Linked DNA regions of Homo sapiens: region 2 is linked to region 1. Evidence: read pairs that join two places in POLR2A ChIA-PET (ENCODE). Cell type or tissue: PC-9. All regions are shown on one strand. Links, peaks and the distances in the headings refer to the core of each region. The heading gives the core; the rest is flanking DNA.

Region 1 (14,844 bases), core at 8,377-13,376:
CCTGAGGTCAGGAGTTCGAGACCAGCCAGGCCAACATGACTAATTTTTTTGTATTTTCAGTAGAGACGGGGTTTCACCGTGTTAGCCAGGATGGTCTTAATCTCCTGACCTTGTGATCCGCCCGCCTCGGCCTCTCAAAGTGCTGGGATTACAGGCGTGAGCCACCGTGCCCAGCCTTGCAGCAAATAATTACATGAAAAAATAATTAATTTAAATTCTGGCAAGTTCTTTGAATCAAAACCAGGGAGAGGTGCTCTGCTCTAATAACCCAGCTCTTGTGGATGTTATTCATGCTAAAACTTGTAGGATTTTCCATTGCTTGAGTTCTGCTGTAGTGTTATTGCTTATCAGTGTAGGATCTGTGCTCTGTGGATTGGTTTAAACTTTACTCGTGGGACAGCTGGCTTTGAAAAGTTTTCATCATCCCCTGCAGGGACTGCACTGGTCTTTGTTGAGGCACATCTAATGTTGATAGCTCTGTTTCCTCCCAGCTGGGGCTCCAATCTGTGACCTTGCTTAGGTAGTGATGCTCTGAAAAGTCTCCCTATTTCTTCTGAGAACAGTTAGATATTGGGTGTAGGCTTTTGAAATAATATGATAGGCCTCACTCTGTAGGGGTTTTTACAAAAGCCACTATAGGCTGGACGTGGTGGCTCACACTGTAATCCCAGCACATTGGGAGGCTGAGATGGGAGGATTGCTTGAGACGAGGAGTTTGAGACCAGGAGTTTAAGACCAGCCTGGTCAACATAGTGACACCTCCATCTCTTTAAAATTGTTGTTTAATTATATAAAAGCCACTGTAGAGTTTGAATGCTTTCAAAATATCAAGAGGATGACCACAATGAAGTAAACTGTCACGGTGGGGCACAGTGCCTCATGCCTGTAATCCCAGCACTTTGGGAGGCTAATGTGGATGGATCCCTTGAGCTATGAGTTTGAGACTGACCTGGGCAACATAGGGAGACCCCATCTCTACTAAAAATATGAAAAATTTAGTAAAAACCCTGTCTCTACTAAAAATACAAAAATTAGCCAGATGTGCTGGCATGTGCCTGTAGTCCCAGATACTGGGGAGGCTGAGGTGAGAGAATCACTTGAACCTGGGAGGCAGAGGTTGCAATGAGCTGAGATCATGCCACTGAACTCCAGCCTGGGCAACAGAGCAAGACTCCCTCTCAATAAATAAATAAATAAATAAACAAATAAATAAATAAATACTAAAATAAAATATAGCCAGGGCACAGTGGCTCGCACCTGTAATCCCAGCACTTTGGGAGGCCGAGGTGGGCAGATCATGAGGTCAGGCGTTCGAGACCAGCCTGGCCAACATGGTGAAACCCCATCTCTACTAAAGATACAAAAAGTTAGGCATGGTGGTGGGTGTCTGTAATCCCAGTTACTCCGGAGGCTGAGGCAGGAGAATCGCTTGAACCTGGGAGGCAGAGGTTGCCGTGAACTGAGATCGCGCCACTGCACTCCAGCCTGGGTGACAGACCAAGACTCCCTCTAAAAAAAAAAAAATTACCTGAGTGAGGTAGTGTGCTCCTGTAGTCCCAGCTACTTGGGAGGCTGAGGTGGAGGATCACCTGAGCCCCGCAGGTTGACTCCATAGTGAGCCATGATCATCTCACTGCACTCCAGCCTAGTTGAACAGTGAGACTCTGTCTCAAAAAAAAAATAAAAATAAAAAAAAAGAGGGAGAGGCTGGGTGTGGTGGTTCATGCCTGTAATCCCAGCACTTTGGGAGGCCGAGGCAGGTGGATCACGAGGTCTGGAGATCAAGACCATCCTGGCTAACACGGTGAAACCCTGTCTCTACTAAAAATACAAAAAATTAGCTGGGCGTGGTGGCACGTGCCTGTAGTCCCAGCTACTCGGGAGGCTGAGGCAGGAGAATCACTTGAACCTGGGAGGTGGAGGTTGCAGTGAGCTGAGATCGCGCCCTTGCACTCCAGCCTGGGTGACAGAGCGAGGCCCCATCTCGAAAAAAAAAAGAGGGAGAGATAACATGTCACACCCATGAGAATAGCTAGTAAAACAAAACAAGGCTGGGTGCTGTGGCTCATGCCTGTAATCCCAGCACTTTCAGAGGCCAAGGCAAGAGGACCACTTGAGGCCAGGATTTTGACACCTTCCTGGGCCAGAGAGCGAGATCCTATCTCTAAACAAAAAAAAATATTTTTTTTTTTGAAATGGGGTCTCACTCTGTCGCCCATGCTGGAGTGCAGTGGTGCGATCTCAGCTCACTGTAACCTCTGCCTCCTGGATTCAAGCGATTCTTGTGCCTCAGCCTCGCAAGTAGCTGGGATTACAGATGTGTGCCACCATACCTGGCTAGTGTTTTGGGTTTTTTTTTTTTTTTTGCTTTTTTTTGAGACACAGTCTCATTCTGTCGCCCAGGCTGGAGAGCAGTGGCGTGATCTCAGCTCACTGCAACCTCTGCCCCCTGGATTCAAGCGATTCTTGTGTCTCAGTCTCCAAAGTAGCTGGGATTACAGACGTGTGCCAACATGGCCGGCTAGTGTTTTGTTTGTTTTGTTTTGTTTCGTTTTGAGACAGAGTCTCATTCTGTCACCCAGGCTGGAGTGCAATGGCATGGTATCAGCTCACTGCAACCTCCACCTCCTGGGTTCAAGCAATTCTCCTGCCTCAGCCTCCTGAATAGCTGGGATTACAGGCACACACCACCACACCTGGCTAATTTTTGTATTTTTAGACAGACGGGGTTTCACCATGTAGACCAGGCTGGTCTCGAACTCCTGACCTCAGGTGATCCGCCTGCCTTGTCCTCCCAAAGTGCTGGGATTATGGGCATAAGCCACTGTGCCAGACCAAAAAAAATTTTTTTTAATTAGCTAGGTGTGGTGGCGCATGCCTGTGGTCCCAGCTATTCAGGAGGCTGAGGCGGGAGAACCATTTGAGCCCAAGAAGTTGAGGCTGTGGTGAGCTTTTTTTTTCATTTTTGGAGACCTTCCAAAAAAGAAAAAAAAAAAGCTCCTTTAATGCAGATGTTTGCTATCAGCTAATGGCCATTTGCCTCTGTCTTTTTCAATTTGCGCCCTGCTGCTTTCCACAAAGGTTGCACCATTTTACATTCTTACCAATCATGCTGCACAGCACTCCGAGTTCTCTATGTCTTCACCCATACTTGTTATTTTCTGTTGTGTTTTGTTTGGGTGTGAAGTGGTATCTCATTGTGGTCTTGATTTGCATTTCCCTAATGATAAGCGATGTTAAGAAAATATTTCTTATTTAAAAATGCTTTCTTTTTTTTTGTTTGAGACAGTCTCGCTCTGTCGCCCAGGCTGGAGTGCAGTGGCGTGATCTCGGTTCACTGCAACCTCAGTCTCCTGGGTTCAAGTGATTCTCCTGCCTCAGTCTCCCGAGTAGCTGGGATTACAGGTGCCCGCCACCACGCCCGGCTAATTTTTGCATTTTTAGTACAGACAGGGTTTCACTGCATTGGCCAGGCTGGTCTCAAACTCCTGACCTCAGGCGATCCACTGGCCTCAGCCTCCCAAAATGCTGGGAATACAGGTGTGAGCCACCATGCTCGCCCAAAAATATTTTAAGGTGAAGGCTGGGTGCAGTGGCTCAAGCCTCTAATCCCAGCACTTTGGGAGGCCAAGGGGTGGGGGGGGGGGGTGGGTCACCTGAGGTCAGGAGTTCGACACCAGCCTGGCCAACATGGTGAAACTCCGTCTCTACTAAAAATACAAAATTAGCTGGGCATGGTGCACACTTCTCTAGTCCCAGCTACCCAGGAGGCTGAGGCAGGAGAATCGCTGGAACCTAGGAGGCAGAGGTGCCAGTGAGCCAAGATTGCGCCACTGCACTCCAGCCTGGGTGACAGAGTGAGTCTCCGTCTCAAAGAAAAAGAAAAAAGAAAAATGGACCAGGCGCCGTGGCTCATACATGTAATTCCAGCATTTTGGGAGGCCGAGGTGGGCAGATGACTTGAGGTCAGGAGTTCGAGACCAGCCTGGCCAACATGGTGAAACCCCATCTCTACTAAAAATAGAAAAAATTTGCCGGGCATGGTGGCAGGCACCTGTAATCGCAGGTACTCGGGAGGCTGAGGCAGGAGAATCACTTGAACCCAGGAGACGGAGGTTGCAGTGAGTCAAGATTGTGCCACTACAGTCCAACCTAGGTGACAGAGCAAATCTCTGTCTCAAAAAAAAAAAAAAAAACAACTCCGGGCACGGTGGCTCACACCTGTAATCCCAGCACTTTGGGAGGCCAAGGCGGGCTGATCACGAGGTCAGGAGATCGAGACCATCCTGGCTAACACGGTGAAACCCCATCTCTACTAAAAATACAAAAAATTAGCCGGGCATGGTGGCGGGTGCCTGTAGTCCCAGCTACTCGGGAGGCTGAGGCAGGAGAATGGTGTGAACCCGGGAGGCAGAGCTTGCAGTGAGCCAAGATCCGCCATTGCACTCCAGCCTGGGTGACAGAGCGAGACTCCGTCTCAAACACACACACACAGACACACACACACACACACAAAGAAAAATCAATTAAATTAAATGTTTTGTTTTGTCCACTGGTTCTCAAGCAGGGGAAATTTTGACCTCCCTGGAAATATTTCACAATATCTGGAGACATTTCTAGTTGTCAGAACTGGAGGAGGGGTGTTACTGGGACTAATGAGCTGCTAAACATTCTACCATGTACAGGAAATCCCCCTCAACCAAGAAGTAACTAAGCCAAAATGCCTATAATGCCAACATTAAAATTCCTGGAATAGCTCTTTTAGTTCGCAGCAGGAGGGTAGACTACACAACCTGGTTTGCTATCAGATCAAACAAACAAAAATCTTCATAATCAGAAATTAAAATATTTGGCCAGACACGGTGGCTCAGGCCTGTAATCTCAGCACTTTGAGAGTCTGAGGCAGGAGGATCACTTAAGCTGAGGAATTTGAGACCAGCCTGGACAGCATAATGAGACCCCTCTCTACAAGAAAATTAAGAAAAAAGGCTGGGCACAGTGCCTCACGCCTCTAATCCCAGCACTTTGGCAGGCTGAGGCAGGCGGATCACCTGAGGTCAGGAGTTTGACATCAACCTGGCCAACATGGCAAAACCCTGTCTCTACTGAAAATACAAAAATTAGCCGGGTATGGTGGGGGGCACCAAATAATCCCACCTACTTGGAGGCCGAGGCAGGAGAACCACTTGAACCTGAGACACAGTGGTTGCAGTGAGCCACTGCACTCCAGCCTGGGTAACAGAATGAGACTCCATCCCAAAAAAGAAAAAAAGAAAATTAAGAAAAAAAAAATGTCATTAACATTCCAGTACTGGCCGGGCCTGGTGGCTCATGCCTGTAATCCCATCACTTTGGAAGGCCGAGGTATAGATATAAGGATCACCTGAGGTCAGGAGTTCGAGACCAGCCTGGTCAACATGGTGACACCTTGTCTCTACTAAAAATACAAAAATTAGCCAGGCGTGGTGGTGGGCACCTGTAATCCCAGTTACTCTGGGGGCTGAGGCAGGAGAATCGCTGGAGCCTGGGAGGCACAGGTTGCGGTGAGACGAGATCACACCATTGTACTCCAGTGTGGGTGAAAGAGTGAGACCCTACATCAAAAAAAAAAAAAAAAAAAAAAAAAAAAAAAGGCCAGGCGCAGTGGCTCATGCCTGCAATCCCAGCACTTTCAGAGGCCGAGGCGGGCAGATCACAAGGTCAGGAGATTGAGACCATCCTGGCTAACACGGTGAAACCCTGTCTTTTCTAAAAATACAAAAAATTAGCCAGGCGTGGTGGCAGGCGCCTGTAGTCCCAGCTACTCAGGAGGCTGAGGCAGGAGAATGGCGTGAACCCAGGAGGTGGAGCTTGCAGTAAACCAAGATTGCACCACTGTACTCCAGCCTGGGTGACAGAGCGAGACTCCATCTCAAAAAAAAAAAAAAAAAAGGAAAACCAGATTTGGCACCCCAAAAGAACAGCTTTTCTTCCAAGTGAGGCCTCTTGGCAGTAATTCCCACGCCTGCTGGCTGACTCACTGCCACCTGGTGCCTTCCTAATTCCATTCTGTCACGTGGAACACGAAACTAATCTCAGAAGGTCCCACGATGTGAGTCCATGACAAGCACCTCCGCGTCCCCTCGCTTTGGAAATAGCCCAGAAATACAGAAGCCATATATATTTTTCTTTTTTCTATTTGAGACACAATCTCACTCTGTCGCCCAGGCTGGAGTGCCATGGTGCGATCTCGGCTCACTGCAACCTCTGCCTCCTGGGTTCAAGTGATTCTTATGTTTCAGCCTCCCGAGTAGCTGGGACTACAGGCACGCTGCCACCATGCCAGCTAATTTCTGTATTTTTAGCAGAGACGGGATTTCACCATGTTGGCCAGGCTGGTCTCGAACTCCTAACCTCGGGTGATCTGCCCACCTCAGCCTCCCAAAGTTCTAGGATTACAGGCTTGAGCCCCCACACCTGGCCCAGAATCCATGTTCTTAATCAGATGAAATCAGTCTCTTAAATTTCCCAGGGCGACCCGATCAGCAGTCAATTCTCAGTTAACTGGGGCTGATTCTTTTCGTTTGAAGATTTCTCACATCTCTCAGCTGGCACCTGAAACTGATCACAAGGACCTAGGCAGAGTTCAGTGGTGGATAGCTGGGTGGCCTGGAGTATTGCTGTTTATGACTTTTTAAAAAATTCTGCAGGCTGGGTGCAGTGGCTCACACCTGTAATCCCAGCACTTTGGGAGGGCAAGGCAGGTGGATCACCTGAGGTCAGGAGTCTGAGACCAGCCTGACCAACATGGTGAAACCCCATCTCTACTAATAATACAAAAATTATCTCGGTGTGGTGGCACGTGTCTGTAATCCCAGCTACTCAGGAGGCTGAGGCAGGAGAATCGCTTGAACCTGGGAGGTGGAGGGTGCAGTGAGCCAAGATCTCGACACTGCACTCCAGCCTGGGCGACAGAGTGAGACTCTGTCTCAAAAAACAAGAAACAAACAAACAAAAAAATTGTGGTAAAGCTGGGCATGGTGGCTCACGCCTATAAAATCCCAGCACTTTGGGAGGCCAAGGCAGGCGGATCACCTGAGGTCAGGAGTTCGAGACCAGCCTGGCCAACATGGTGAAACCTTGTCTCTTCTAAAAATACAAAAAAAAAAAAAAAAAAGCTCTGTCATTGTGGCATGCACCTGTAATCCCAGCTACTCGGGAGGCTGAGGCAGGAGAGTAGCTTGAACCCGGGAGGTGGAGGTTGCAGTGAGCTGAGATTGCGCCACTGCACTCCAGCCTGGGCGACAGGGCAAGACTCCGTCTCACAAAAACAAAAAAAAAAAAAAAAAGAAGAAGGCCGGGCGCAGTGGTTCAGGCCTGTAATCCCAGCACTTTGGGAGGCAGAGGCGGGCAGATCACGAGGTCAGGAGATCGAGACCATCCTCGCTAATATGGTGAAACCCCGTCTCTACTAAAAAAAAAAAATACAAAAAGATTACCCGGGTGTGTGGTGGGCGCCTCTAGTCCCAGGTACTCAGGAGGCTGAGGCAGGAGAATGGCGTGAACCCGGGAGGCAGAGCTTGCAGTGAGCCAAGATCGCGCCACTGCACTCCATCCTGGGCGACAGAGTGAGACTCCATCTCAGGAAAAAAAAAAAAAAAAAGGCTGGGTACGGTGGCTCATGTCTGTAATCCTAGCACTTTGGGAGGCCAAGGCAGGAGGACCACTTGAGCCCAGGTGTTTGAGACCAGCCTGGGCAACATAGCAAGATGTATCTCTAAAAAAAAAAGTTCAAAAATTAGCTGGGTGTGCTGGCACCAACCTGTAGTGGGAGGCTGAAGTAGGAGGATCACCTGACCCCTGGGAGGTTGAGGCTTCAGTGAGCCATGATCACACCATGACATTCCAGCTTGGGCAACAGAGTGAGAACCTGTGCCAAAAAAAAAAAAAAAAAAAAAGAGAAAAAAATTGTGGTAAAATACACATTACATAAAATTTCCCTTTTCTTTGAGACAGGGTCACACTCCATTGTCCAGGCTGGAGTGCAGTGGCACAACCTTGGCTTGCTGCAACCTCTGCCACCCATGTTCAAGTGATTCTGGTGCCTCAGCTTCCCGAGTAGCTGGGACTACAGGCATGTACCACCACACCTGGCTAATTTTTGATTTTTTTTTTTTTTGGTAGTGATGGAGTATTTTTGGTAGAGACAGGTTCTTTTGGGTATTTTTGGTAGAGATGGGGTTTTACTATGTTGGCCAGCCTAGCCTCAAGTGATCTGCTCACCTCGGCCTACCAAAGTGCTGGGATTACAGGGGTGAGCCATCGTGGCCAGACCAATTTTTTATTTTTAGTTGAAAAAAGGTCTTCCTCTGTTGCCCAGGCTGGTCTTGAACTCCTGGGCTCAAGTGATCCCCCCACCCGGGCCTCCCAAAGTGCTGAGATTACAGATATGAGCCACCATGCCTAGCCTTATTTTATTTTTAACAGTAGCTCTCCTAATGGTGTGAGGTGGCTGCCACTTCTGAATTTTTTTTTTTTTTTTTGAGACAGAGTCTCGCTCTGTTGCCCAGGCTGGAGTGCAGTGGCACGATCTCAGCTCACTGCAGTTTCTGCCTCCTGGGTTCAAGCAATTCTCATGCCTCAGCCTCCCAAGTAGCTATAACCACATCTGGCTAATTTTTGAATTTCTAGTAGAGATGGGTTTTCACCATTTTGGCCAGGCTGGTCTCAAACTCCTTGCCTCAAGTCATCTGCCCCCGTAGGCTTCCTAAAGTTGTCACTTATGATTTTTTTTTTGAGACGGAGTCTCGCTCTGTCGCCAGGCTGGAGTGCAGTGGCGCGATCTTGGCTCACTGCAAGCTCAGCCTCCGCCTCTGCCTCAGCCTCCCAAATAGCTGGAACTACAGGCCCAAGCCACCACACCCAGCTAATTTTTGTATTTTTAGTAGAGATGGAGTTTCAGCATGTTGGCCAGAATAGTCTCGATCTCTTGACCTTGTGATCCATCTGCCTCGGCCTCCCAAAGTGCTGGGATTACAAGCATGAGCCACCGTGCCCAGCCTTTTCTTTTTTTTTTTTTGAGACGGAGTCTCTTTCTGTCGCCCAGGCTGGAGTGCAGTGGCACAATCTTGGCTCACTGCAAGCTCCGCCTCCCGGGTTCAGGCCATTCTCCTGCTTCAGCCTCCCCAGTAGCTGAGACTACAGGCGCCCGCCACCATGCCTGGCTAATTTTTTGTATTTTTAGTAGAGACGGGGTTTCACTGTGTTAGCCAGGATGGTCTCGATCTCCTGACCTCGTGATCCGCCCGCCTCTGCCTCCCAAAGTTCTGGCATTACAGGCGTGAACCACTGCGCCCGGCTAGCCTTTTTCTTTTTTAATTGAGATGGAGTTTAGCTCTTGTTGCCTAGGCTGGAGTGCAATGGCGCAATCTAGGCTCACTGCAACCTCTGCCTCCTGGGTTCAAGCAATTCTCCTGCCTCAGCCTCCTGAGTAGCTGGGATTACAGGCATCTGCCACCATGCCCAGCTAATTTATTTATTTTTAGTAAAGACGGGGTTTCTTCATGTTGGTCAGGCTGGTCTCAAGCTCCCGACCTCACGTGAGCCACCCGCCTTGGCTTCCCAAAGTGCTGGGATTACACACTTGAGCCACCGCGCGCCTGGCCGATTTTTTTTTTTTTTTTTTTGAGATGGAGTCCCATTTTGTCGCCCAGGCTGGAGTGCAATGGCACGACCTCGGCTCACTGCAACCTCTACTTCCCAGGTTCAAGCGATCCTCTTTCCTCAGCCTCCAGAATAGCTAGACTACAGGTGTGTGCCACCACATCTGGCTAATTTTTGTATTTTTTTTTTAGTAGAGGCGGGGTTTCACCATATTGGCCAGGCTGGTCTCACACTCCTGATCTTGTGATCTGTGTGCCTTGGCCTCCCAAAGTGCTGGGACTAGAGGCGTGAGCCACTGCACCCGGCCTACACTTACGATTTTTAAGAGGCTGTTGCTGTCTTCTGTTTTCAGAGAAGTGCATTTCAAGTTTACAAAATTGCCTAGCATGGTGGCTCATACCTTTAATCCCAGCACTTTGGGAGGCTGAGGTGAGAGGATTGCTTGAGCTCAGGAGATCAAGACCAGCCTGGGCAACATGGTGAAACTTCATCTCTACAAAAAATAAAAAAAATTAACCAGGTGTGGAGGTGCGCACCAGTAGCCCCAGCTACTCAGGAGGCTGAGGCGAGAGGATGGCTTGAGCTCTGGAGGTTGATGCTACAGTGAACCATGATTGTGCTACTGCACTCCAGCCTGGGTGTGACCAAGTGAGACCTTGCCTCAAAAAGTAACTAACTACCTACCTAATTAAATGTTTACAAAGTCACTAGAAGAATTTGTGTGCAGCCCCAGGGAAAAGTAATAGCTGGATAAGCCCAGAACAGCAAAATGCTTTTTCTGAGAGAAGCAGACCTGCTGAGGCCCAGACTCACTCTTCTCAGACTGAGAGCACATCTGCAGGTGATGTTTGGGAAACCCCGGCTTGGCTTGCCTTGGGACACTTCCAGTAGCTCCAGTTCAGGGTTGGAAAACCTGTTCTGCCACTGTCTTGTGGATGCCACTCCCAGGTTTATATATTTATTTATTTTTTGATGGACTTTCACTCAGTCACCCAGGCAGGAGCGGAGTGGCATAATCTCAGTCACTGCAACCTCCGCCTCCCAGGCTGGAGAGATTCTCCTGTCTCAGCCTCCCGAGTAAAACTGGGACCACAGGTGCCCGCCGCCAAGACTTGCTAATTTCTGTGTTTTTAGTAGAGACAGGGTTTTCCCATGTTGGCCAGGCTGGTTTCAAACTCCTGGCCTCAAGTGATCTGCCCGCCTCAGCCTCCCAAAGTGCTAGGATTACAGGAATGAGCCACCACGCCCAGCGCAATCTTAGGTGGATTTTCTCCATTTTACTTGTACTCGTGTGTGTGTGTGTGTGTGTGTGTGCGCGCGCGCGCGCGTGTGTAGTAAATTGTATACAATTTGCTTCCTATGTAGGTTTGCATATTCACGCCCACATTCAAAATACTGATCATGGCTGAGGCGAGTGGGTCACTTGAGGTCAGGAGTTTGAGATCCACCAGGCCAACATGGTAAAACTCAATCCCTACTAGAAATACAAAAATTAGCCGGGCGTGGTGGTGGGCTCCTGCAATCTCGGCTATTTGGGAGGCTGAGGCAGGAGAATTGCTTGAACCCAGGAGGTGGAGGTTGCAGTGAGCCAAGATTGCACCACTATACTCCAGCCTGGGAGACACAGCGAGACTCCATCTCAAAACAAATCAAATCAAAACAAAACAAAACAAAAAAATTTAATCAGATAGTATGTAACATTTTTGAGATTGGCTTCCCCTCCCCGGTTCCCGCCCAAAGCATAATTCCCTAGAGATTCATTCATCTCGCCTGGGTGCCGTGGTTCACGCCTGTAATCCCAGCACTTTGGGAGGCCGAGGCGGGCAGATCACGAGGTCAGGAGATTGAGACCATCCTGGCTAACACGGTGAAACCCCGTCTCTACTAAAAATACAAAAAATTAGCCAGGCGTGGTGGCAGGTGCCTGTAGTCCCAGCTACTCAGGAGGCTGAGGCAGGAGAATGGCGTGAACACAGGAGACAGAGCTTGCAGTGAGCCGAGATCCCGCTGCTGCACTCCAGCCTGGGCGACAGAGCAAGACTCCGTCTCAAATAAAAAAAAAAAAAAAGAGAGATTCATTCATCTCATCTGTTGTGCATCTCAATAGTTTATTCCTTTTTATTTATTTTTTTGAGACTGGGTCTTGCTCTGTGGCCCTGGCTGGAGTGCAGTGATGAAATCATGACTCACACAGCCTTGATCTCCTGGCCTCAAGTGATTCTCTCTCCTCAGCCTTCCGAGTAGCTGGGACTATAGGCATGTGCTGCCACGCCTCGCTTATTTTTAAAAGTTTTCTAGAGATACTGTCTCCCTATGTTGGCCAGGCTGGTCTAAAACTCTTGGGCTCAGGCGATCCTCCTACCTTGGCCTCCAAAAATGCTGGGAATACAGGCATGAGCCACCGCACCCAGTTTGGTGATTACTCTTGGTGGAGACCCAAAGTGCCATCATTCAGAGCCAGAATCTTAGAAGAGCTTAATAAATTCAACTTAAGATAAAACAATATAGCTAAAATAAAACACCTACAAAATTTCTAACAAATGTGGGCAGTCAGGTTTCCATATGTAGTTGGTAGAAGTGGGATGCTTAGTATAAACATGATGTGAAATGCTGGGGATTTCCTGAATTGTGTTAAAACCACAGCTACTGGATAAAATAAAGCTATTGCCCTGAGTTTCTGTCTTGGAAGAACTGTTTTCTGCATCGTACATCTCACTGCTAGGTTTACGGAAATCACCTTTTTTTTTTTTTTTGAGACAGAGTCTCCCTCTGTCACAAGGCTGGAGTGCAGTGGGGCGATCTTGGCTCACTGCAACCTCACTTCTGCCTCCTGGGTTCAAGCGATTCTCCTGCCTCAGCCTCCCGAGTAGCTGGGATTACAGATGCCCGCCACCACGCCCAGCTAATTTTTCTACTTTTAGTAGAGACAGGGTTTCACCATGGTGGCCAGGATGGTCTCGATCTCTTGACCTCGTGATCTGCCCGCCTCGGCCTCCCAAAGTGCTGGGATTACAGGCCTGAGCCCTGCCAATTCCTTTTTTTTTTGGAGATACAGTCTTGCTCTGTCGCCCTAGCTGGAGCGCAATGGTGCGATCTCAGCTCACTGCAACCTCTGCCTCTGGGGTTTAAGCGATTCTCCTGCTTCAGCGTTCTGAGAAGCTGGGATTACAGGCATGCGCCACCACGCCGGCCAATTTTTGTATTTTTTGTAGAGACAGGATTTCACCATGTTGGTCAAGCTGGCCTTGAACTCCTGACCGTGTGATCTGCCCGCCTTGGCCTCCCAAAGTGCTGAGATTACAAGTGTGAGCCACCGCGCCTGACCTCTTTCTTTTTTTTCTCTTTGAGACAGGGTCTCCTCTATCACCAGGCTAGAGAGCCTTCTGGGCTCAGGTGATTCTCCTGCCTCAGCCTCCGGAGTAGCTCTGATTACAGGTGCTCACCACCATGCCATGCTAATTTTTGTATTTTTAGTAGAGATGGGGTCTCGCCATGTTGCCCAGGCTGGTCTTGAACTCCTGGGCTCAAGCAATCTGCCCGTCTCAGACTCCCAAAATACCAGGATTACAGGTGTGAGCCACTGTGCCCAGGCACAAGAGGTCATTTTTGATGAATAAATGCACATTTTGTTAACTAATGAGTGATTTCATATTCCAAGGAAGATCTGGAGATATTACTGAAAAGGTGTTTAACTTGCAGTGGCAACTGAAGTCAATGTATTTTACATTTTCATGTTCTGGACTTGGGTGAGTTGTTATTTCAAGCCCTCATCTTTGAGTAAAAGAGAAGAATCCACCTGTAATCCCAGCCACTCAGGAGGCTGAGGTAGGAGAATCTCTTGAACCTGGGAGGTGGGAGGTGGAGGTTGCAGTGAGCCAAGATTGAGCCACTGCACTCCAGCCTGGGTGACAGGGCAAGACTCCGTCTCAAAAAACAAAAAAAAAAAAAAAAAAGAAGAAGGCCGGGCGCAGTGGCTCATGTCTGTAATCCCAGCACTTTGGGAGGCCAAGGTGGGCAGATAACGAGGTCAGGAGATCGAGACCATCCTGGCTAACACGGTGAAACCCCGTCTCTACTAAAAATACAAAAAATTAGCCTGGCGTGGTGGCGGGCACCTGTAGTCCCAGCTACTCAGGAGGCTGAGGCAGGAGAATGGCGTGAACCTGGGAGGCGGAGCTTGCAGTTAGCGGAAATTGCGCCAAAAAAAAAAAAAAAAAAATCCATTCTCCTCTGGGATGATTCCCCTCCCCCACTTCCCGTTCCCTCCTCTCCCCTCCCCTCCCCTGCCCTGCCCTCTCCTCCCCTTCTTTTTTTTTTTTTTTTGAGATGGAGTCTCTGTCGCCCAGGCTAGAGTGCAGTGGTGTGATCTTGGCTCACTGCAACCTTCGCCTCCTGGGTTCAAGCGATTCTCCTACCTCAGCCTCCCGAGTAGCTGGGACTACAGGTGCTTGACACCACACCTGGCTAATTTTTGTATTTTAATAGAGACGGGGTCTCTCTTTTTTTTTTTTTTTTAGAGACAGACTCTCGCTCTGTCGCCCAGGCTGGAGTGCAGTGGCGGGATCTCAGCTCACTGCAAGCTGTGCCTCCCGGGTTCACGCCATTCTCCTGCCTCAGCCTCCTGAGTAGCTGGGACTACAGGCGCCTGCCACTACGCCTGGCTAATTTTTTTGTATTTTTAGTAGAGACGGGGTTTCACTGTGTTAGCCAGGATGGTCTCGATCTCCTGACCTCGTGATCTGCCCGCCTCGGCCTCCCAAAGTGCTGGGATTACAGGTGTGAGCCACTGCGCCCAGCTGAGACGGGGTTTCACCATATTGACCAGGTCTCGAACTCCATATTGACCTTGCGATCCCAGAGAAAGTGCTGGGATTACAGGCGTGAGCCACCGTGCCTGGTTGAGACAGGGTTTCACCATATTGACCTGGTCTCGAGCTCCTGACCTTGTGATTTGCCTGCCTCGGCCTCCTAAAGTGCTGGAATTACAGGCGTGAGCCACTGCGCCCAGCCTGTAGATGTTTTTTTTTTAAAGTCTGGAAGCCAAGGGTGTCAATGCAGACATGGGGCCAAGGTCCCAGGGGCAGTTCATTATTAAGAACTGTGCTCTTAATTGAGACACCTGGCAAATTTTGTATTGCTTTGTAGAGATGGGGTTTCACAATGTTACCCAAGCTGGTCTTGAACGCCTGTCCTCAAGTGATC
Region 2 (14,844 bases), core at 9,170-14,169, 290 kb before region 1:
AAAATGTCGCAGCCGTAGGGAGGCTCCGCCTCTGACGCTTGCCTTGCATCACGTGGTAATGGCCGCTCAAAAAACGCCTTAGCGAAAACCAGAGCGTGCCCTCGTCACGTGATGGAGGACTCCCAGTACGGCAAAGGGAAGGCGCCAAAAGTTGTCAGATGGCGAAGGAAACCGCGAAATTCGCCATTGTCACATGATGGAGCAACCTATCGAAAGCGGAGGGAAAGGTGCCGAAGTCACGTGACTACGCACGCAAACACTCCCGCTTGCACCACGTGCAACTCACGCCCACCCCCTCAGCCCCCCCCTTATCTCTTTTCGCCCCTCCCTCCCATTTGGGTTGGGCCTGCGTCGAGGCGCAACGCGGCGTCAAAGGGGGCGGGGCTTCAGCCGGTCACGTGTTCCCGCACCTCCCCGGCGCGCGCCTGCCCGCCCGCCCGCTCGCCCCCGGTCCGGACTCCTCCTCCTCCTCTTCTCGCCATTGCAGTTGGACCCAGCAGCCCGGCGCGCACCGCGTGGCTTTTGGGGGCAGACCCCGGCGGGCTGTGGCAGGAGGGCGGCGGCGGCGGCTGCGGTCGAAGAAGGGGACGCCGACAAGGTAAGCGTCAATGTGGCGGCGGCCGGGCCCGCTCCCGCCTCTGCCCCTCCCCCCGCCCGCCCTCAGTGAGATCCCCACTGAGGGTTCGCGGTGACAAGGCTGGAGGGATCCCACGCTCGCCGCCTCCGCCCGGTTCCCTCATCCCGGCGCCTGGCCCGTTCCTCCCTTGCCGGCCTCGCTCCCGCGCTCGGCCGTTAACTCTCTTCCATTGTGCGGAGGAAACAAAATGGCGGCTGCGGCGGCGGCGAGGACTCGGTGCGCGCGCAGCCGCTCCCCCCCGCACGCGGCCCCTCGGCCGGCGGCGGCGCCACGCGCGGGGGGGTGCGCGCGCACCGGGCCCCCGGCTGCCGCCTCCCCGCGGCTGGGCTTTTGTCTGTTGCGGGGGTCCTGGGGACGCGCGCACGTGCTTGGAGCACACACCCCCTCGGGTCCCGAGTTCCGCGGCGGGGCGACCCCCCTTCCTCACTCCTTCCCTACCCCCTCCTCCTCTTTGTCCCGGTCCCGCCCCCGATTCCAGGAGAGTCCCAGGTTCCCGAGGCGGGAAAAGTCGCCTCCTTTGTCCTCACAGGTCGCGGAGAGGCGGACCCCCTCCTTGGAAGCCCCTTCCCACGCGGATTGCTGAGGAAGCCTTTGTGGGTTCGTCGGGTTTCCAAATCTCTGGTCAGCCAGGCCTCTCTCAGATCAGGGTCAAAACTTGAGAGGGTTTCAGCTTTTTCTTTAGTTAGTTTGTTTTCATTGTTGAATGTTTTTCCAGATTGTTAGTATTTGCCTTCTCTAGACCGGCAATCTACTTGGGTGCAAGCCTGGGCCCCGAAACGTGGATGCTTAAAACCCATTTCTACCTTTATTTTCTCAAGTAGTTGAACGATTGAGATTCTCGAGGTTACTCATGAGGTTCTGCCCCAGTTAATTCACCGCCTGGATGAATTATTTGGGGTGTACGGCGGTCTGCATGCTCCTCCCCCAGTTCAGTGGCCAAATTTGAGGAGAATGAGGGATCTCTTCTCCACATTTCCAACATTGTTTGCCAGTTGCTGCTTAGGTGACATGGATCAGCAACGAAGCGTCGGTTTCAGTGGTTTCTTTTTCTGGACTCCGGTAATTCACTGCTGCTGAATCTTTTTCAAGATTTTGCTCTCTTTAAAATGAGTGGTGTGATGGCATATTTGTGGTCCACATGGAATCGCGAGGTGCCATCCGAAGTTAGGATTCAAATTTAGGACTTTAAGCTCTCTTTTCCTCAGGTATTTGTGGATGGGAATCTCCATGGATTGCTCAGAGTGCTGCCACTGTCCCTTGTGCGTGATGCTTTGTGTGTGGTCTCGTGGGATGTAGTTACAGTAGCCGCCCAGACTGTGAATGAAGTGTGGGAACCAGGGCCTCATTCACAGCTGGAAAGCAGGAGGAGGCCGCAGGACATTGGCAGGTGCTCCTCTCCCTGTTCCGTGGTGCTGGGGCCCCTTGCTTATGTGGGTGGCTCTTGGTCCCTGGGATTTGTGAATGGAGTCTGCAGGCCCCAGTGTTGTCTGGAATATTCTTTAGTTCAGATTGGAGGCTAGCAATGACTGCCAGGCTTGGCCTTGCCGCCACTGGGCGCTATTTATCACTCTCCCTATCTTCCTGGAGCTTAGCCGAGTCTTCCTGGAGCTGAGAGGTGCCTAATTGTTTGTGGTTTTTCTGATTGAACTTGTTTGGTGCCTCTAGGCAAAAATTCCTTTGGCTCCTTCTAGTATTTTCAGGGTCTTGAAGGCCCATATTCCTGAGCATGAGGAATCTAAGTCTGTTATTTTTTCCTAAATTTTCATGTTAAATACCACGTTGACAAAGGACAGCTGCTAATATTTTGATCACACAGATACAGACGGTGCTCCCTGGTTAAGGCCTCCAGGTAGGGGACAGGTAGAGTCAGTGATGGGGAAGAAGCCTTCTGTAAGTCCCTTTCCTTTGGGTAGACAGTAGATTACCCTTTAGGCTTTAGCAAGATGTGGGGGTTAGAAGTCTTCTATTCTTGGAAAAGCCTTTAGTCGTTTTCTTTGGGCTGGGGCCTCTTCTCTTAGGGACTGCTGTCACCCTTTCTCGGTTTCTTTTGATTACCTTTCATGGCCCCAGAGGAGTGATCCCTTCCCTTATTTATACCTCTTGGACTTGTCATCCTGCTACATTTTGTCAGCAAGTTAATTCACCTTGTGCAGTTTTGAAAGATGTGTAAGTGTTAACATTTAGTATTAGCATTTATGGCCCAGGAAATTGTGACCTTAATATTTGAATCTTGCTTTTATTAAACCTTTACAGGAACTAGGATTTTGTAGGGTTTTTTTTTTTTTTTTTTTTTTGAGTTAGAGTTTAGCTCTTGTTGCCCAGGCTGGAGTGCAATGGCGCGATCTCGGCTCACCGCAACCTCCACCTCCCGAGTTCAAGCGATTCTCCTGCCTCAGCCTCCCGAGTAGCTGGAATTACAGGCATGCTCCACTACACCTAGCTAATTTTGCATTTTTACTAGAGATGGGGCTTCTCCATGTTGGTCAGGCTGGTCTCGAACTCCGAACCTCAGGTGATCCACCGGCCTCGGTCTCCCAGAGTTGTGGGATTACAGGCGTGAGCCACCATGCCCAGCCTTCTAGGTTCTGTTTATTGGATGCTTTTTATCTTAACAAAGTCCTGGCAGAGAAAGATTTGATTTGTTTCCATCAGGAAGTTTGGAATCTGAGGCAGATAGTGGTTTGAGTGTCATCTTCACACAATGAATGAGTAGAGATTTGGGGCCTGGGAGGCACGAGGCAAACTTTAGTTTCCTACTGAAGCATTTGTCCGTTTTATCTGAAACAAGTAGATTGCCGATCTGTATTATTATACATAGTAAGCTGCTGTTGAAATGGTTGTGAAAGTAGAGTAGGCAGGTAGGTGGTGGTTAGGGGGCCTCATCGGTGCTGATTTTTAAGAAATTTTTATGATATTTATGATCTGTTATAAATCCTTGTGAAACTTTTCCATGAGAACACTTCACGGGTGATTCCATTATGAATAGCAATTGGTGGCCGGGTGCGGTGGCTCACGCCTGTAATCCCAGCACTTTGGGAGGCTGAGGTGGGCGGATCACGACGTCAGGAGTTCGAGACCAGCCTGACCAGCATGGTGAAACCCCGTATCTACTAAAAAAAAAAAGTACAAAATTAGCCAGGTACGGTGGCACACACCTGCAGTCCCAGCTATTCGGGAGGCTGAGGCAGCGAATCGCTTGTACGTAGGAGGCGGAGGTTGCAGTGAGCTGAGGTCGTGCCGCTGCACTCCAGCCTGTGTGATGGAGCAAGACTTCGTATGAAAAAAAAATAATAACAATTGGAAATTCAGATACATTTAGCATCAGCTGTATTTAGGCATCGTGTAAAAGTGATGTCCAGTTAAAATTTAATTTAATTTTTTTTTTTGAGACAGGGTCTCACTCTGTCACCCAGGCTGGAGTGCAGTCGCGTGATCTCCGCTCACTGCAGCCTCTGTCTCTGAGGCTCAAGAAGCAATCCTCCCACCTCAGCCTCCCAAGTAGCTGGAACCACAGGCACATGTCACCACACCCAGCTAATTTTTTGAATTTTTTGTAGAGACAGGATCTTTCCACGTTGCCCAGGCTGGCCTCAGAACTCTTGGGCTCAAGCAATCTGCCCACCTTGGCCTCCCAAAAAGCTGGAATTACTGGAGTGAGCCCTCACTCCTGGCCAGAATTTACCTTTTTTCTCTTCTCATTAAATGTTTACGTAGTGAAGACATTGAAAATGTAGCTACTAGTTTTTTTTAAATTTTTAATCTAATTTTATTTTTTTGTAGAGATAGGGTCTTAAACTATGTTGCCCAGGCTGGTCTCAAATTCCTAGGCTCAAGTGATCCTCCTGCAGCCTCTCAAAGTGCTGGGATTACAGATATGAGCCGCCTTGCCCAGTGGCACTAATTTTAAGACAAAAATATGTTTACTGTCTGAGGGCCATTCTCTTGTGGAATGCGTGATCACCATGTATCATTTAGTCATAAAGTTGAATGTATTACAGTATGCAAATTTGCTCCAAATTATTTTTATAATTTTAAGTGATAGTAAGAAGTTCTGGCCAGGCGCGGTGGCTCAGGCCTGTAATCCCAGAACTTTGGGAGGCCGAGGCGGGCGGATCACAAGGTCAGGAGATCGAGACCATCCTGGCTAACCCGGTGAAACCCCGTCTCTCTTAAAAAATACAAAAAAATTAGCCGGGCGTGGTGGCGGGTGCCTGCAATCCCAGCTGCTGAGGAGGCTGAGGCAGGAGAATGGCGTGAACCCGGGAAGCGGAGCTTACAGTGAGCAGAGATTGTGCCACTGTACTCCAGCCTGGGCGACAGCAAGATTCTGTCTCAAAAAAAAAAAAAAAAGTTCTACTTTGCAGTGTGAAGTACATAATTTTCACTGAACATGCCCAACAGCTGTCCTTATCTTTTCGAGGATTTTGCTTGAAGCTGAAGGTTAAGGTCTTACTTAGATAAAGATAAAAGGTCTTGGAGATGAGTAAGTCTTCCAGGCCACTTTCTTTTCTGCTGCTTGCCTATAAAACTAGTTTCTCATATCAGAGTGTTGTTTTTTTTTTTTTTTGAGATGGAGTCTCACAGTGTCACCTAGGCTGGAGTGCAGTGGCACGGTCTCGGCTTACTGCAACCTCCGCCTCCTGGGTTCAAGTGTTTCTCTTGCCTCATTTCTCTTGCCTCAGCCTCCCAAGTAGCTGGAATTACAGGCACCTGCCGTCACGCCCAGCTAATTTTTTGTATTTTTAGTAGAGATGAGGTTTCACCATTTTGCTCGGGCTAGTCTCGAATACCTGACCTCAAGTGATCTGCTGCCTCAGTCTCCCAAAGTGCAGGAATTACAGGTGTGAGTCACAACGCCGGTTCTAATTTTTTTTTTTTTTTTTTTTTTTTTTGAGATGAGTCTCGCTCAGTCGCCCAGGCTAGAGTGCAGTGGCGCGGCTTACTGCAAGCTCCGCCTCCCGGGTTCATGCCATTCTCCTGCCTCTGCCTCCCAAGTAGCTGGGACTACAGGCACCCGCCACTACGCCCGGCTAATTTTTTTGTATTTTTAGTAGAGACGGGGTTTCACCATATTAGCCAGGATGGTCTCAATCTCTTGACCTCGTGATCCGCCTGTCTCGGCCTCCCAGAGTGCTGGGATTACAGGCGTGAGCCGCCGTGCCCGGCCAATTTTTGTATTTTTATATAGAGACTGAGTTTTCGCCGTGTTGGCTAGGGCTATCTTGAACTGGCGTCACTCAAGTGATTTGCCTGCCTCGGCCTCTCAAAGTGTTGGGATTACAGGCATAAGCCACCATACCTGACCTGCAGTTATTTCAAAGTAAAAAGGTTTTACTAAACAGTTAACATGTTTGGATGTTAGTATTTAATGTCCATGTGAGAGATGGTCTTTTTAAAAAAAAATCTTAACTGGAAAAATACAGTTCTGGGAGAAGTAAACATTGAACTGTATACTAAGTTTAAAAAAAATAATCCAAGGCTTCGCTCTGGGAATACATGGGGAAGGATTGCTTCTGCCTCCACCCAGATATGGGAGGATCTCTCAACCATGCTTCCCTTGCCCCCCTGCTGCCTGAGAGCATGCTGGAAAGAGGGTTTGATAATTCCCACTTGAAGTCATGTTGAATGTTTTTCTATGGTGGCAGATTTTAAAGCATTTCTGTTGGTTCATCCAAGAGCAGTTAATGTTTTTCTTTTTTTTTTCCTAAGGACTGGCTCTCACTATGTTGTCCAGGCCGGTCTTGAACTTCTGGGCTCAACGAATCTTCCTGCCTCGGTCTCCCGAGTAGCTGGTACTACAGGCATTCACAACTGTACCCAATTTAATCCTCTTCATACATTGCATTTGTAGTATTGTAGTTCACAAAACATTTCCCCATAGTGCCACCTTTAATCCTTGCTGTCTGCAGCCTGAGGCAGGTGGTATTTTCATCCTCATTTTTCACCCACCACCAGAAAGGTAAGTGATTTGCTGTAGGTCCCAAAGCTGCCAGGTTGGAGAGCCCAGGGGCAAATTCCAGGCTTCTGACTCTAGGACTGTGGGCACTCCACAACACTAGTGAGCCTGGAGTCCCGGGTCTCCAGAAACATTTGAGGAACAACTTGTATTTGCCAACTTTTTTTTATGAGATGGAGTCTCACTCTGTCGCCTAGGCTAGAGTGCAGTGGTGTGCTGTCGGCTCACTGCAGCCTCCGCCTCCTGGGTTCAAGCGATTCTCCCGCCTCAGCTTCCTGAGTAGCTGGGATTACAGGCGCCCGCCCCCACACCCGGCTAATTTTTGCATTTTTAGTGGAGATAGGGTTTTGCCATGTTGGCCAGGCTGATCTTGAACTCCTGACCTCGTGATCTGCCTGCCCTGGCCTCCCAAAGTGCTGGGATTACAGGTGTGAGCCACCATGCCCGGCTGTATTTGCCAACTTTTTATTTTGTCAAGGAAAATATCTTTAAATTAGTGATCATTCACCATTTCCGTTTTTCATAATTAGCAAGATTGTCTTTATCACCAAAACTATAGGAATAAAATAAAGGACAGTCCTTTAAGTTGAAAATATTTACTAAAATCTTTATTTCTGGCTGGGCGCGGTGGTTCACGCCTATAATCCCAGCACTTTGGGAGGCCGAGGCTGGCGGATCACTTGAGGTCAGGAGTTGGAGACCATCCTGGCCAACATGGTGAAATCCCGTCTGTACTAAAAATACAAAAATTAGCCAGGAATGGTGGTCTGTGGCTGTAATCCCAGTTACTCAGTAGAGTGAGGCAGAAGAATTGCTTGAACCCACGAGGCGGAAGTTGCAGTTGAGCTGAGATCACGCCACTGCACTCCAGCCTGGGTGACAGAGCAAGACTCTGTCTCAAAGAGAAAAAAAAAAAAAGCTCTTTGATATAATAATACTGTTGCAGTCTGAACTATGAACCATTGCACTGGACTTCACATTTTTAAATATTTCAGAATGGCATTGATAGCAAGATTTTAGACTGGCATTGCCTCGCTCGGTTGCTTGCTTTTTTTTTTTTTTTGAGACGGAGTTTTGCTCTTGTTGCCCAGGCTGGAGTGCAATGGCGCGATCTCGGCTCACTGCAACCTCCATCTCGCGGGTTCAAGCGATTCTCCTGCCTCAGCCTCCCGAGGAGCTGGGATTACAGGCATGCACCACCACACCGGGCTAATTTTGTATTTTTAGTAGAGATGGAGTTTCTCCAAGTTGGTCAGGCCGGTCTGGAACTCCCAACCTCAGGTGATCCACCCGCCTCAGCCTCCCAAAGTGGTGGGATTACAGGTGGGAGCCACTGTGCCCGGCCGGTTGCTTTCTAAGAATAATTTTCAATGTGCCCTTGATGGCGTGACTCTGTCAAAGTTCAAGGAGTCACCAAGACTCCTAGCTCAAGTGTATCATTTCAGCTCACAGCCCAGGATGGGCCAGCTCCAGAGGTCAGGAAACCAGGAGGTGGGTTGAGTCTCTGAATTTCAGAGCCTAATTTGGTCTCTCTCAAGTGAATATCCACTTCAGGACCATTCCCTAGAGTTGCTGGGAAGGCTGTAAGACTTATGAAATACCCCGAAGACAGGTGGGGCCATACCTGTGAGGGTGTTGCCACTGTACCTGTCCATTCCACAAACATCTGTTCATCCACTCATGCTGAACTAACTTGGGCATGTTTCTTTTCCAACAAGTGCCATGAACCTCATAGTGTAATTAGTGAGAGGTCAGAAAGATGGCCATTGCACCACAAACATAATGTTTTGTGGTTGAAGCTTCTGTAACTGCATGTTGTGGGTGGGCTGGATTCAGGAACAAAAGAAAAATGAATCCCTGTGTGTTAAACCATCCCAAACCACCAAGAAGTCATGTTTAAAATCCCAATACTTCATTTACCACTTGATCCTGCCTTGGGTTTGTTTTCAGAGAAGCTGCATGTTGCTGGTGCCCAGGATTGAATCATAAAAATTGTAAGAATAGGCTTTGCTGGTGCCAGGTTTGAATAAATGTGGTTGCAAGAACAGCATTGTTCATCGTTTCGCAGCTTTCGTTTAAAGTTAGATTAGTAGGGGCAGCGGAGTGTTGCGTGTGGGTGGGTGCTGTAGGCTTATTGCCAGCAGTGTGCCTCACTAAATATCCTCTTGAAAGGGAAGTTTCTGCTCACCCTGAAGACTGCTGGATCAGTTAGTGAGACAAATTCCAAGAAGCTGGCTTGGATGTCAAATTGGTCTTGGGCTCATAGAGAGGAATGGATTTGTTGCCCTGAAAAGGAGCGATAACTCTAGTTTTTAAACATTTGTTTTAGTTCAGATAATTACTGCCCTTATTCATTGTGTCCACCTGAGTCAGAAAGCATTGCTGCTGTTGCCTGGTCTAAGGGAGGAGGACCCAGGCATGTAACGGACTGCATGCTGGCCAGTTGTGGTGGTCAGAGCAAGCTGGAGGCCAGCGAGGCCCTTCAGGGGTCTTTTCAAGGGTCTGCCTTGGGGAGCAGAGGAAGATGAAGTGAGGCAGTCGTTATAGCAAGGGCACACCCACGTTTCTCATTTTGAACAGTGAAGAAAGCAGATGGAAAGCCACATGTAGGGCATTTGCTGAAGACAGGTGTGTTGGGGGCGTGTGTGTGTCCTCTGAGGCATTTTGGGTGGGGCGATATTTTGACCGAATGATACCTTGTTCTTCAGTGCTTCAATGGTTGATGGGGTGGCTTTTTTTCGAGATGGAGTCTCTCTCTGTCATCCAGACTGCAGTGCAGTGGCGCGATCTCGGCTTACTGCAGGCTCCGCCTCTTGGGTTCACGCCATTCTCCTGCCTCAGCCTCCCTGAGTAGCTGGGACTACAGGCACCTGCCACCACGCCTGGCTAATTTTTTTGCATTTTTTTTGAGATGGAGTCTCGCTCTGTCGCCCGGGCTGGAGTGCAGTGGCGCGATCTCGGCTCACTGTAACCTCCGCCTCCCGGGTTCAAGCAATTCTCCTGCCTCAGCCTCCTGAGTAGCTGGGATTACAGACGCCTGCCACCACGCCCAGCTAATTTTTGTATTTTTGGTAGAGGTGGGGTTTCACCATGTGGGTAGGCTGGTCTCGAACCCCTGACCTCGTGATCCACCCGCCTCAGCCTCCCAAAGTGCTGGGATCACAGGCGTGAGCCACTGCTCCCGTCCAATTTTTTTGTATTTTTAGTAGAGAGGGGTTTCAACGTGTTAGCCAGGATGCTATCGATCTCCTGACCTCATGATCCACCAGCCTCAGCCTCCCAAAGTGCTGGGATTACAGGTGTGTGCCACTGTGCCTGATAGTGGGGTGATTTTCTACTTCTAACTCTCTAATGTGTCACATGGCTTTTTTTAATAGATTGTCTGTATCAACTGGGGGTGAACTTTAGTCTTTTAACAATTTTCAGACTATGAAGTTTGGATGTAAACACCTCTAATGTGGGAAGTTAGTTTTTTTTAAAGTATCTGTATGGAGTTATGGATATATATAAATTTAATGTGTTGAATCTGTTTTATTTTAGTAACATCTTTTGAAAATGTTCAAACATAGAAAAAAGGGTGATACAATTTTAGTGAACACTTAGGCCGGGGGCAGTGGCTCACTGCCTGTAATCCCAGCACTTTGGGAGGCCGAGGTGGGCAGATCATTTGAGGTCAGGAGTTTGAGACCAGCCTGGCCAACATGTTGAAACCCCCGTCTCTACTAAAAATACAAAAGTTAGCCTGGCATGGTGGTAGGTGCCTGTAATCCCAGCTATCCGGGAAGCTGAGGCAGGAGAATCACTTGAACCTGGGAGGCGGAGGTTGCAGTGAGCCGAGATCGCGCCACTCCGCTCCAGCCTGGGCAACACAGTGAGAGTCCGTTTCAAAAATAATAATAATAAAAAATTTAAGCTGGGCGCAGTGGCTCAACGCCTTTGTAATTCCAGCACTTTGGGAGGCCGAGGCAGGCAGATCACTTGAGGTCAGGAGTTCGAGACCAGCCTGACAAATGTGATGAAACCCCGTCTCTACTAAAAATACAAAAAAAAATTAGCCAGGTGTGGTGGTGCATGTCTGTAATCCCAGCTACTTGGGAGGCTGAGGCAGGACAGTCTCTTGAACCTGGGAGGCAGAGGTTGCAGTGAACCGAGATCGTGCTGTTGCACTCCAGCCTGGGCAACAAGAGTTAAACTGCACTTCAAAATATAATAATAATAAAATAAAAAATTTAATGAACACCTACCTGTATGCACAGCCTAGGTTTTGCTGTGGGCATTTAACTGCTTGTGTTTCACATATTTGTCCATCCACTTATAATTCTTTTCACTTTTCACTTTATTGATTGATCAGAGACAGGGTTACACTTTTGTTGCCCAGGCTGGAGTGCAGTGGTACAGTCATAGCTCAGTGCCATCTCAAACTCCTGTGCTTAAGCAGTCCTCGCGTCTCAGCCTCCCAAAGTGTTGGGGTTATAGGCGTGAACCACTATGCCTGGCCAAATATATGTATATATATTTTTGTATATATTTTTTTAAATTTTATTTTTGTTTTTTATTTTATTTTTATATTTTGAGACAGAGTCTTGCTCTGTCGCCCAGGCTGGAGTGCAATGGCGCGATCTCAGCTCACTGCAGCCTCAGCCTCCCTGGTTCCAACGATTCTTCTGCCTTAGCCTCCTGGGTAGCTGGGATTACAGGTGCACTCCACTACGCCCAGCTAATTTTTGTATTTTTAGTAGAGACAGGGTTTCACCATGTTGGTCAGGCTGGTCTCGAACTCCTGACCTCAGGTGATCCACCCACCTTTGGCCTCCCAAAGTGTTGGTATTACAGGTGTGAGCCACTGCGCCTGGCCACTTTATTTTGATGATGCATTTCAAACTAAGTAGCAGGAAGTTGCAAGTCTTCCCTCTACATATTATTAACTAGAATTTAATATTTATTTACAGTTCTTTTTTGGGGTGGCGGGGGTCAGGGTCTCACACACTTTTTTTGCCCAGGCTGGAGTGCAGTAGCACAGTCTTGGCTTACTGCAGCCTCCATCTCCTGGGCTCAAGTGATCCTCCTCCCTCAGCCTCCTGAGTAGCTGAAATTAACGGCAGGTGCCACCATACCTGGCTAATTTTTTTTTTCTTTTTTTTTAAGAAGGAGTTTCGCTCTTGTTGCCCAGGCTGGAGTGCAATGGTGTGATCTCGGCTCACTGCAACCTCCGCCTCCTGGGTTCAAGCGATTCTCCTGCCTCAGCCTCCCGAGTAGCTGGGACTACAGGCACGTGCCACCAATGCCCAGCTAATTTTGTATTTTTAATAGAGACGGGGTTTTGCCGTGTTGGTTAGGCTGGTCTCAAACTCCCGACCTCAGGTGATCCACCTGCCTCAGCCTCCCAAAGTGCTGGGATTCCAGGCATGAGCCACCGCGCCCTGCCTACCTGGCTAATTTAAAAAAAAATTTTTTTGGAGACCAGGTCTGATTATGTTGCCCAAGTTGGCCTCGAACTACTGTGCTCAAGTGCCTTGGCCTCCCAAAGTGCTGTGATAACAGGCGTGAGCCACTGCTCCTGCCTCACTTTATTTTTATGATGCATTTCCAACTAAATAACAGAAAGTTCTAATCTTCCCTCTACATACTAACAAGAATTTAGTATTTATTTGCAGCTAGGTTTTTATTTTTTTCTTTAAAAATTTTTTTTGTAGATTCACTCAGGCTGGTCTTGAACTCCTGACAAGTGCTGCTCCCAACGTGGTGAGCCACCATGCCCAGCCTCTTTTTTCTTTTTAAATAATGCACAGATCTTTAGTATACCAGTCAGTGAATTCTGGCCACTGCATATACCCAACTCTTGTCAGGAGGGAGAATGTAACCTTCATCTCAGAAAGCTTGGGAGGGCCCCTTCCCATGTGATCCCTACCACCGTTCCCCAGAGGCTGTCCCATCACTGATTAGTTTCGCTTATTCTAGAACTTTATGTAGGTGGAAGCATGATTCTTTTTGAATTTGTTCCAAATGTAGCCAGTGGGACACCTCACAAGTCAGCTCCGATGTCCTCAGGACAAGACTGCTATAGTCACCAGTGCTTTGTTGCTTTCTGGCGCTCCGGTAGGATCCAGGCTCACTTGGTATATCCCCTGCTGCAGATTACGGTCCACTTCTCCCGGGAGCTGCTTTCAGTAGGTTTTTGTTGTTGTTATATTTTTGTTTATTTATTTATTTCGAGACATTCTCTTGCTGTGTCAGGTAGGCTGGAGTTCAGTGGTGCAATCTCGGCTCATGGCAGTCTCCTCCCCAGTTCAAGGAGGTCAAGGAGTTCAAGACCAGCCTGGTGAACATAGTGAAACCCTGTCCCTACTAAAAATACAAAAATTCGCCGGGTGTGGCGACACACACCTGTAGTCCCAGCTACTAGGGAGGCTGAGACAGGAGAATTGCCTGAAACTGGCAGGCAGAGATTACAGTGAGCCGAGATCACACCACTGCATTCCAGCCTGGGCGACAGAGCAAGACTCTCTCAAAAAAACAAAAAGTGTTGGCTTTGCATCGTGGCTCACACCTGTAATCCCAGCACTTTGGGAGACTGAACTGGGAGGATCACTTGAGCCCAGGAGTTTGAGACCAGCCCACGCAACATGGCAGCAACCCATCTCTACAAATAATTAAGAACAAAAAATCTATTATGGAATTTTTAAAACATGCACAAAAGAATTACAGTATCCATCACCCAGCTTCAACAGCTGTCAGTGTTCTACAGTCTTGTTTCATCCTTCTCTACTTTCCTTTTTTTTTTTTTTTGGAGACGGAGTCTTGCTCTGTCGCCCAGGCTGGAGTGCAGTGGCACGATCTCGGCTCACTCACTGCAAGCTCTGCCTCCCGGGATCATGCCATTCTCCTGCCTCAGCCTCCCTATAGCTGGGACTACAGGCACCCACCACCATGCCTGGCTAATTTTTTGTATTTTTAGTAGAGACGAGGTTTCACCGTGTTAGCCAGGATGGTCTCGATCTCCTGACTTCGTGATCCGCCCGCCTTGGCCTCCCAAAGTGCTGGGATTACAGGCGTGAGCCACCACGCCCGGCCTCATCCTTCTCTACTTTCTGCTCCCTGGTATATTTCAGAGCAAATACCAGGTATATAATTTTAGCCATAAATTTGTCTTAAATATGTGTGGAACAGTTAAAGTTGGTTCTTTCCAGCACAACCACAGTATTATTCCCCTAACTGAAGTAACTATAATTCCTTCATAAGGATTCACTTCATGAACAAGATTCCCAGTGTCGTTGCGACTATCCAGGGAAACCATAGCCAAGGGAACAGGCTTGGCAGAATCAGTGGCGAAAGAAGGCCCTGTGGAGCTTGACTCTGGCTCGGTGAAGAGACATGGGTGATGGAGGAGAGGATGCCCTTTGCACACACATCACTCACGCCTGGCCCTCATTGCAGCCTGGGAAGGCAGATTTTTTTCAACAGTAGGATCTAGTACCAATTGTTAGGTCTATGGGATATGTGCTGCATGCTTCAAGTAGGTTGACTTGTTTCATTTTCCTAGTCCTGCCGAGAGTAGAGGGGCCTCTTCCGTGTTGCTAATGCAAGAAGGAAGCTAGTGGCTGGGCAAGTGGGGTTTCAGGTCCAAGTCTGTGCAGAAGCTTTCCTTGGGCGATCGATCGAGTGGCTTGCCCCATGGTGTGAGTCTCAGGCATGTTGAGCCACTGAGCCCAGGGACTGGCTTTCTGCCCTTTTCATCCCATGCCCCCTCACACTCCTTCCCTCCTGCATCCCTACCCTGACATGAAGCCTTTGACCTCACCATGTCCTGTTGCTGGGCTTTGCAGGGGCATCATTTGACTCCTAGGGGTTTTTTGTTTTGTTTTGTTTTAAATGAGACAGAGTTTTGCTCTTGTCACCCAGGCTGGAGTGCAATGGTGTGATCTCGACTCACCGTAACCTCCGCCTCCCAGGTTCAAGCAATTCTCAGGCCTCAGCCTCCTGAATAGCTAGGATTACAAGCATGTGCTACCACACCCGACTCATTTTTTGTATATTTAATAGAGACAGGGTTTCACCATGTTGGCCAGGCTGATCTTGAACTCGCGACCTCAGGTGATGCCTCTGCCTCGGCCTCCCTAAAGTGTTGGGATTACAGGCGTGAGCCACCGCGCCTGGTGACCCCTAGGTTTTATTTATTTATTTATTGAGACGGAGTCTCGCTCTGTCACCCAGGGTGGAGTGCAGTGGCGCGATCTCAGCTCACTGCAACCTC

What was found. ChIA-PET counts read pairs that join two places held together with the same protein. Peaks named below come from ENCODE experiments on the same cell type or tissue, not always from the same donor. Only the 100,000 strongest peaks of a DNase experiment are listed, where the experiment ranks them.
Region 2: POLR2A ChIA-PET joins it to region 1 with 7 read pairs; 4 of 35 experiments call an interaction of 5 or more read pairs at or near these places.

Annotation. Positions count from the first base shown.
Region 1 is chr19:10,942,441-10,957,284 of GRCh38, forward strand. No RefSeq gene overlaps it. Among named protein-coding and RNA genes, the nearest start is that of SMARCA4, 11 kb to the right of the region's middle. In PC-9, for the core only: no CTCF peak of the experiment used is centred there; DNase peaks (open chromatin) are centred at 10,541 and 11,861; H3K27ac peaks cover 1,672 bases.
Region 2 is chr19:10,653,890-10,668,733 of GRCh38, forward strand. It overlaps ILF3 (interleukin enhancer binding factor 3), which reads left to right and starts at 457. Exons shown (of 20, transcript NM_017620.3): 1 at 457-598. RefSeq lists an enhancer at 1-214 and silencers at 305-544, 625-784. In PC-9, for the core only: no CTCF peak of the experiment used is centred there; no DNase peak of the experiment used is centred there.